Linked DNA regions of Homo sapiens: region 1 is linked to region 2. The links are chromatin contacts, found by Hi-C or POLR2A ChIA-PET in ENCODE. All regions are on one chromosome and are shown on one strand. The core of a region is the stretch at or near the end of the contact, and the rest is flanking DNA. Distances in the headings are between cores, read along the strand shown.

Region 1 (4,310 bases), core at 137-2,636, 91 kb after region 2:
TCCCTACAGATTCAGCCAATCTTCTCACCAGCTGTACAACACCCCCTTCATCTGGATGTGCACGTGGAGTGATTCATTTAGCCAGACCCCTGCCGATGGGCAATTAGGGGGTTTTTCACTCCCTTTCCTTTGATCACTCTGGCCCTTCCCCCTTCCTTTCCTTCATTGCAGCTAAGTGGGAGAGGCCTTCATGAGTCTCTTCATGAGGGCGTTGATACAGATCCTCGTGTCTTCTAAAATGATCAGGGCCAAAGTTATTTACAGAAGTGACCGGGCAGCTTCTAGCAGAGGGTTCAATTTCCAGCCTACTGCCCGTACTATCCATAAGAGAGGAATTCAGAGCACCTGGGTCTTGCCAGACTTACAAAAGTTTATCAAGTTTTAAAATGTCTTTAAAATATCTTCAGATTATTTTTCAGAAGCCATGTCACGAAGATATAGAATCGATGTGTATATAATTGTAAATTACATACAGATTATAATCTGCAGGTGTATTTGCATACCGACCTTGTTTTTCCAGTCTTTGGGAAGTCAAAGAACAAGTCATTATACTTGCACAGCCACTTATCTCAGTTTTTGATTTTTTTAAGTTGCTTTAAAAGAGCACTTAATTTTAGTACTGCAATAATGATGGCTCTGGAAAATAGTCTCCCTCCACACCCAACAGGCTTTGAAATACAGGAATTTCAGGTATAAATAACAATTGGCATGTTACAGTATTGTCCAAAGATTCAATAACAAGTCATGAAAAAAAAATGTTATGTCTCGATTTCTTTCTAGAACAGGAAACATCTTTTTTTTTTTTCTGAAAGCTAAGCCCTGAAGCAAAATTTTGAATGTTGGTAAATTTGTCTGAAATAATCAAAAGGTCATCTGGGAGGTAGCTCTGTAACAATCAAAGGTCAAGGTTTTTGGCCAGATGGGTCTGCATCTGAACCCCAGCTGGCTGGGCTGCTCCATCATTTTTTATGTGGAACCTGGGCTATGGGAGCCCCAGAAACCTCAGCGACCTCATTTTTGAAATGGGACTAAGGTCTACCATGAAGATCAAGTGAGGACTGAAAAGCACTGTGAATGGGCCTGGCCCGTAACAACATCCTGTGTTCATCACTCAAAGTACCTGACGTTACTCTGTTTCTAAGCCCTTGGAAGCACGTGGATGAGAGAAAAGAGACTGGCTGCCTTGCTTGTTTCCTTTTTAATTCTGTCTTAGTAGAATGGGAGTGAGGGAGCCAGTCCCCGACCTCACAAAGGGCCAGTGTCTGTGGGCTCGGTGATGTCTGGCAGGCCCATTAGTCTGAAATGGGACCCTGCCAAGTTTTCATATGGTTTTCATATCACCAGGCTTGTTTTGACTTCTGCGAGCTTTCTTGCCACAATCCCTCTAGAAGCAAGGAAGTGCAGGTGATATGAAGCAAGGCTGCCTGCGCAGAGGCAACCAACGGTACAAAGACAGAAACACCTCCAGGGCCTTGCGGAATCCCTGAGAACTGTCTTCCCCAGTGACTGTCTTCCCCACTGACTGTCTCCTCACTCCCCTTCCAAGTCTCCCAGCCTCTGGCATGCGTCGGCCTCTGAAGGACTCTGTCCGGTCTGCTCTTTCTTCCCAGAGGAGGATGGGCAGTAGAATTGGCAGACGAACAAAAGCCATTAGCAGCGTCTGGTCTGGCGGAGGCACAGCATTTGGGGCAGTCCTGGGCTCCACCGGTCCGACGTGGGCTGGGCTGTCCATCAGCTGCCTTTTGACAATTGCACCCCAGGTCCCTTCCAGCTTGGGCAACTGGTTGTCCAGAAATAAAGTTGGGTTAAATTAGGCTCTTCCTAGGTGCTATGTAAATGGAGTGGGCTCTTGATGTCGCTTGTGGGTCCTTTGTGGCAACAATAATAATGATAATAACTAATTCACAAATATTTATTGAGCTCCAACTATATGCCTGGCATTGTACAAGTCCTGAACAAAACAAATAAAAACAGCCAAGGCTTGCTGTATTGACACTGTTGCAAAGAACTTTTCAGGTATTATTTTAATTAATCTGCTCATTATCCTTGTGAAATGGGTATTGCAATTACTCTTCTTCTTCAGATGAGGAAACTGAGTCTCAGAAAGATTAAGCAACTTGCCCCAAATAACATCACTAGAAAGGGGGCCACAGGTAAGGTGGTGGGCAGGAAAATGAAGCCAGGACCCTGACAACATTGTGCAGCTTTTGTGACTGTCTACCAGGGGCAGCCTGCAGCCTGAGAGTGCTCCTCTAAGACTTCGGTTCCAAGCTGCTGCATCTAACCTTAACTGATGCACTGTAAAGACCTTTCCAGCTGGGAAATCCTGACTCTGTAAACACAATGTCCTGCTTGCCTCTCAGCCCTTTGTGCTCTAACCTTTACAGCTTTCACTTCCGCCTCAAACTGGGGGCTTTCTCCAGGCTAAACAAAGGAGAGGGGTTCTCAGCCCCAGAGCAGGAGAGCCAGGCTTCCCTGCTCTTGCGACCACTAACTACTAAGTCTTCCTCTTGTTTTGAGACTAAGCTGCCATTCCCACCACACCCCCTCCTTCCAACCCTCCTCCCCCAAGGCCCTGTCTTGCTTCTCTGTCTGCTGCTGAGTTCCTCTTGAACATGGCTCCAGCTTGGAGTTTGCTAATAGGGATAGGAGGGAAGGAGAGAGGTTTGGAAACTCTGGGGGATCCTATTGTCTGCTACATGGAGAAAAGCTTCCAATGAATGGCTCAAACCGGTCAGTTTTGTGGGAGATGGGAGGATAACACTTTTGCGTTTTCAGGCCTTAGGTCTGTTATCTAAATTCAAGGAAGTGGGAGAGCATAATCTCTTTGACCTTCATTTTCTACTCCAGACACTGCATCTTTATCATAATCCAGATGTGACTAAAGCTGCATCTCCTCCTTAATCTCAGTTTCAAACATCCCTCATGCCCCACATCTTCTACTCCCCTAGCTGGCTTCCTCTAGTTGCTCAACAGAAACCATTCTTTGGCCCTAGTGGGTAGAAGGTCCCATTAAGTTTACTGCCCTCATCTCCCTCCTTTCCTCATTTCTCCAGCTGAGTGTCCACTATCCATGTCTAGAGTCACTTCTTTGCAAAGACCCTCAGCCTCTTTACCTCTCTCTCTTCGTTTATTATCCTGGCAGAACACAATCTAGTCAAATCCTATTCTGTGCCTGCATGCAGGCCAAATGACAAGACCTGAGAAAAATACTCAGCCATGCTGGCTAGTCTCATTTTATGTTCCTGACCACCAATCTCAAGTCGGTCTTGAGTTTGCCCAATAATCCTACCATGTATCCCTCGTTTATTTACGTCCTTCTACCCCACCCTGTGACTGTTTCACACTTTTTCCTCCTTCCTCAACTCCACAACACCTCCTTCCCCATCACCATCTCAGCTGCTGCCCTTGCTTTCTGCTTCACTGAGAGGATGAAACAGTCAGGGGAGAACTTCCGCACTCTCTCCCCATTCGCATCCACCCTCCTTCCGGCTTCAGCATCCACATTCTGACTTCCTCCTGAAAGGGGCAGTGCCAGGGGCAGTGCCAGCTGCATCAGAGCTAAATGTTTTCCTGAAACTGTCAACAAACTTCCACTTCCTCTATTTCATTGGCCAGGACTGTGTTATAATTGTCCTCACTATGATAGAGATTGGGAAATGAGAATTTACCTTTCTTTGCTTCTGTAACAGAATCTGTAAAGGCCCAGGAGTTGGGATTGGCTGTTGGATTAGACAGGTAATCCTGTCTGCCACAAATAGTCTTATTCCCTAAGACTCATTCATGGCAGCAAGGTGGTTTCCTGTATTTAGTACATTCTTTCTCCTGAAGGTTCCCTGCCTCATCAAAGTGTGGGGCCCTCACAGGCACTGTTGTCCTAAGTGAGGGAATGTTTTTCAGCTAAGCTAAGAAGGAGATAGCTATTCCAAGCCTTTTGACTTCCTAACTCTAAGTCTTAACCTTAATCAACACTTTATTAAATTGATCAGACTCAATTCACAACCAAAACATGAGTGTGTGGTTTATGTTTATATTCCTTTCTTCAGGATGTGTAGATAGTTTCTTTTCACTCCCTCAACTACTCATTTATGATGGGAATTGAGATTGGTTTCTAAAAAAACAGAGGCAATGAAACTATACACTAAGCAATGATAAAAGAACAAAGGCTTAGCTAAAGGCCTAGCAATGAAGGTGTGAACGAGTCATACCAGAATATTCAAGATGAGGAATATGGATCCAGTTAAGCATCACTCTTAGGTCTGAGATTCCTGGGAATTGTAATGAATAGTGCATGGTTGTCTTGTAGAATG
Region 2 (4,972 bases), core at 919-3,418:
AAGCCATTAACCTTACAATAGGTTCTCTTATTTACCTTTGTTTCCCATTCTGTGTCAACTCTTACAGTTCCATAAAAGAGTGCCTTTCTACTTGACAGACCAACCCCTCCTCATCTTGCAACTCTGTAATGCTCTAAACCTGTACCTCTCCCTGATGGAGAACCCCACTCCACATCACATGATTGCCTTACAGTCACAGAGTTGGCTTCTAAACCACAAGAAGACCTCTTAAGATACTCCTTGAGCCATCCACACTTACTCTGGGCCGGGTGTGGTGGCTCACACCTGTAATCCCAGCACTTTGGGAGGCCGAGGTAGGGCAGATCACCTGACGTCAGGAGTTTGAGACCAGCCTGGCCAACATGGTGAAATCCCATCTCTACTAAAAAATACAAAAATTAGCCAGCGTGGTGGCTTGTGCATGTCTTCCCAGCTACTCGGGGGATCACTTGAACCCAGGAGGTGGAGGTTGCAGTGAGCCGAGATGGCAGCCTGGGCAACAGAGCGAGGCTCTGTCTTAAACAAACAAACAAAAACAGACTTACTCTATCCTGTGACAACTCTTATAAACAAAATTCTCAGAAAGATAATAACCAGCTATGACATAGTGAGCTTGTACACTGGTGAAAGAGAAAACGTACACTACTTACACTGACTAGGTATACCCTGGGACTCTGCCATGTCCTTGGCAGTTTGGAAACCCCATAGATGATGATGATGATGATTTGAGACGGAATTCTTCTTATTATTATTATTAATTGAGATGGAATCTCACTCTGTTGCTCGGGCTGGAGTGCAGTGGTGCGATCTCCGCTCACCACAACCTCTACATCCCAGGTTCAAGCAATTCTCCTGCCTCAGCCTCCCGGCTAGCTGGAATTACAGGCATGCACCACCACGCCTGGCTAATTTTTGAATTTTTAGTAGAGATGGGGTTTCACCATGTTGGCCAGGTAGGTCTCGAACTCCTGACCTCAGGCAATCCGCCCACCTCGGCCTCCCAAAGTGATGGGATCACCGGAGTGAGCCACTGCGCCCTACCCCCCCATAGATTCTCGACCTCAGCATATACTCCCATCACCAATGGGCATATAATTGTTATCCTATTACAGTCTATTTATTTTCCTACATAAATTATTATTGTTCATTGCGCAACACTTAGGAAACTGATAGAGTATCTTTATGGAATTGTAGGGCTGAGAAAGCTGCTAAATGGGCAGGCAAAAATGGACTCCCTGTCTCTCCTCCACCCAGCTTGCGACCCTCCTCTTATCTCTGACTCACGTTCATTGTCGGGCAAATGCCCCACAACCTAAAACAGACATGGCTACCAAAGGGGGCCAAGCAGTTATGCGATGGATTAGACATGGGACCAAATGGACTTCTTTGGCCACTGTGCTCACAAAGGGGAGACATAGGAGAAGCTCAGGAAAAAATAAAGCGTTATACTCACAAGTCCTAAAGACAGGAACCATGCCAACCATACAGGGCCACATGGGAAAGACACCAGGATGGTCAACAGGCAGAAGATCATCGTGAGGGAAAGGTTCAGAGCACAGCCTCTATTGCCTTCCTGTTAAGCGAGCAGGATTCAGACACCAGGAACCCTCCGGTCCCACTGGCCACGTGCTCAGGGCTGGGTAATTTCCTCCCGCTCAAGGGTAGGAACATACCTGCGCTTAAAACTGAGGCTGCCGCACCTCCGCAGACGTAGACAACGAATTCCTGGAGCCCAAGGTCGGCCGGGGTTGGGTTCCTGTCGCCGCACGCGTGGCCCGCCCGAAACCCGCTACAAAGTAGCGGCGTGTCTGCCCTAGGGAGGCAAAGCGCAAACTTGTTACCGCGCCGGGACCTGCCCCGGGATTCTCCCAGCGGCTCCGCAGGACGCAGCGCCTGTGCCTCGCGCGGCCCTGGGACGGGCACGGCCGTCCGCCCCCTGGGCCGCCGAGGGCTGCTTTACCCCTCCGTTCTGGCCGCGGGCAGCAGAGGAGCTCGGGGCGGGCAAAGCTCGAGGGGACACGGGGCGAGCCCAGACCCTGCCTGGGAGCCCTCCCCGCCGGAGACCAAAGGGCAGAAACGCACTCACAGTGCAACTCCGAGGGATAAACTGGCCGACGATCGCCGCCAGGCCAGAAGACCAAGAAGAAGGCTCGCGGCGGGAACTGAAGTGAGCGGGGACACACGAGGGCTGGGAAGATCCTGGGTTGGGGCGGAGCGGGGCTGGGAAGATCCTGGGTTGGGGCGGGGCGGGGCACCGCAGAGCGGACAGCCGGATTCAGGCACCAGGAACCCACCGGTCCCACTGGCCAGGTGCTCCGAGCTGGGTGATTTTCTCCCGCTCAAGACTAGGAACATACCTGCGCTTTCGGCGCAGGGAAGACTCTGGGCGAGGGCGGGGCTGGGAGGAGGGCCGCGGGGCAGGCAGCCAATCCCAGGAAACTTCGGGACGAGGGCAGGACGGGGGCTGGACGGGCCCAGCCATTGGCCACCTGTGTCCACTGCCTGCCTAGGTCTGGCTTCCTAGGTCTGGCGGGTGAGACACAAGGCGAGCCTGCACGAAGCATCCTTCGAACCTCAGGTACCCTGGGCAGGAGAATCGGCTTCTTCAGGCATCCTGCTGGGCCTTGGCCCTCGTCGATCTGGTTCTCTCAGCCCCTCGGTTTCTCCCCTGGGGAGACTTCGCGATTACCCTCTCCTCCCCTTGGCGCCTAGGCTCTCAGTCACGCGACCGCCTAGAGCCCTGAGCTGCTATTTATGCCGCGTTTTTATTCACTTAGGTATTCAGCACGCCTTCATCAGGTGTGTACTCTGTGCCAGGCAATCTTCTAATCCTTAAATGGACGAAACAAAGGCCTCCCTTGGACTGACATTTTTAATGAAGAATAAAAACCCATAATGAAATATAAAAATATTAACGTTATAAGAGCTAAGGGAAAAAACATGTGTTACAACTTGAAAATACAAAAATAGGAAATCATCTTTCTCTGTGGACGAATGAAACCCCTGATTCTAAGAAACAAAGAAACAAAACTCATCATGACTGGTGTTCTGTACTCTTTGGAAAATACGTTTTACTGTAGAAATGACTAAATGCGATGAAAGACTCTTTACCAGAAGCAGTGGCTGGTTGGCGGCGCCTGTACGCCTGAGGAGCACCCTTTTTGTGTCCATGTTTGATAAAGCAGAAGAGACCTAAAGAGACAAGGGGCGGCCGGGCGCGGTGGCTCACTCCTGTAATCCCAGCACTTTGGGAGGCCGAGGCGGGCAGATCATCTGAGATCGGGAGTTCGAGACCAGCCTGACCAACATGGAGAAACCCCGTCTATACTAAAAATACACAATTAACCGGTTATAGTGGCGCATGCCTGTAATGCCAGCTACTTGGGAGGCTGAAGCAGGAAAATCGCTTGAGGCAGAGGTTGCGGTGAACCGAGACTGCGCTATTGCACTCCAGCGGGCAACAAGAGCCAAACTCTGTCTCAAAAACAAACAAACAAACAAACAAACAAAAAAAAAACCACAAGGGCCATCGCTCTGGGGCGTGGGACATATGGTCCGCAGTTGGGATACTAACTGTTGTATGGATGGGGGAGTGGTCCTCAAACCCTGGAGCTTCTCAGTCCCTGCCTCTTTCAACCTCTAAATGGGCCCACTGCTTTTCCCTTCCCACTGTTCTGCCGGCTGGAGCACCCCCAGCACCAGCAGCGCGGCTCCCACGCCTCTGGTCTGGGCTCTGCCAGCCCCACGGGTCTAAGCTCTCCCCAGGCCATTATTTTTTGTCTCCTCTTTCTTCATTGAGGTCCTCTCTCTGTCACTTGCTCTTTTGCCTGGCTCAAGACATGGGTTTAAACACTGTTTATACTACCCCTTGCTAATGTTGACTCACTACCCCATATCTTTTTCTTTTTTCTTTTTTTTTCCAAGTAGCACTCTTTGAGATGTCCTTTTATTGATGTTTCTTTACACGTTGTTTTTACATGCATTACAGTGTGATGAACATATCCATCCACTGAAATAACATTATTCTCAACTACGCAAAAGAAAGCAATACTCTTAGAAGAATCCTTTCTGCATATGTCTTTAGACACTTTTACATTCATAACACTGGTCACCAACCCATTTCTATGTTTAAGTAACTTGACTTTTTCTCCTTCTCCCTTTCTCTACCTATTAAATTCACATTTTATTTTACCCCAAGCTACTTTTACCTAGTACAGTGTCTATGTTTTTCACTGTAAGATTGAGTAAGGCCAGAGATGAGGAGAATAGTGATTGTGAAATAAAATGAAAGATATACTCAATTCTTGGGAGCAATAGCCTTGTTGTTGGGTTATGTTTATTCATTTATAAAACTAATGAGAACCTACCATAGTCAAGCACTGTAGTAGACCTGAGAGAAAATAGTGAATAAAACCCCAAATCAAGGACCTTGCCCTTGTGGAACTTTTAGTATAGTATATGGAACAGGCATTGATACACGAATCCTGTATAAATGTAAAATTACCACTTAAGAGCTGGAGTGGTGGTGTCAGGGACCTAGCTGTCAGTTTGAGGGAAGGATGATTAAGCACAAAATTGAAGATCATTTTATAAAGCAAAAGAGTGGAGCTTGGGGTATAGGTAGAGGAAAGAGGATGTACAGTGTGTGTGCTCTAGGAAGGAGCTCACTGTATCCATGGACATGTAGAAAGGCTGCCATGACTTTCTACACAAAAAGCCAAGGGGTGAGGTGGGGTGGAGAGAGATATAGGATAAGGCATGATATAATCTGGGCTACAGAGGGGATGTGGCTGGAGATGCTGGTGACTGCCAGACCATGCTGGACTTTGTAGACCATGTTTAAAATGTCCATAAATGATGCTCATTAATAATGTGTTGTATAAATGCATGTCAATAAAAGTTGATGTTTGCAAGACCAGCATGTGTTCAGGCCAGCATGTTCACAGCTAATAATAGCTAACCATTATTGCAC

Evidence for each region. A loop is a pair of places that touch in the nucleus more often than their neighbours do. ChIA-PET counts read pairs that join two places held with the same protein, here RNA polymerase II (POLR2A). Pooled maps may share reads with other maps.
Region 1: a loop to region 2 is called in a map of mammary epithelial cell, with 2.7 times the contacts of the local background. The contact joins the enhancer-like site here to the promoter of ERVMER34-1 in region 2. A Hi-C loop is called at or near these places in 2 of 168 maps with a recorded cell type or tissue (kidney and mammary epithelial cell), 1 of 37 single-sample maps with no recorded cell type and 2 of 50 pooled maps. POLR2A ChIA-PET finds 5 or more read pairs at or near these places in 1 of 52 experiments (H1).

The regions. Positions count from the first base shown.
Region 1 is chr4:52,840,630-52,844,939 of GRCh38, forward strand. No RefSeq gene overlaps it. Among named protein-coding and RNA genes, the nearest start is that of RASL11B, 20 kb to the right of the region's middle. Within about 2 kb of position 1,387, at least 6 of the 41 ENCODE cell types and tissues checked have a DNase peak (open chromatin) inside an H3K27ac peak, as active enhancers do.
Region 2 is chr4:52,749,257-52,754,228 of GRCh38, forward strand. ERVMER34-1 (endogenous retrovirus group MER34 member 1, envelope) reads right to left here and starts at 2,169. Exons shown (of 3, transcript NM_001242690.2): 1 at 2,087-2,169; 2 at 1,674-1,813. It overlaps LOC107986281 (a long non-coding RNA gene), which reads left to right and starts at 1,711. Exons shown (of 2, transcript XR_001741691.2): 1 at 1,711-2,167; 2 at 2,778-4,301.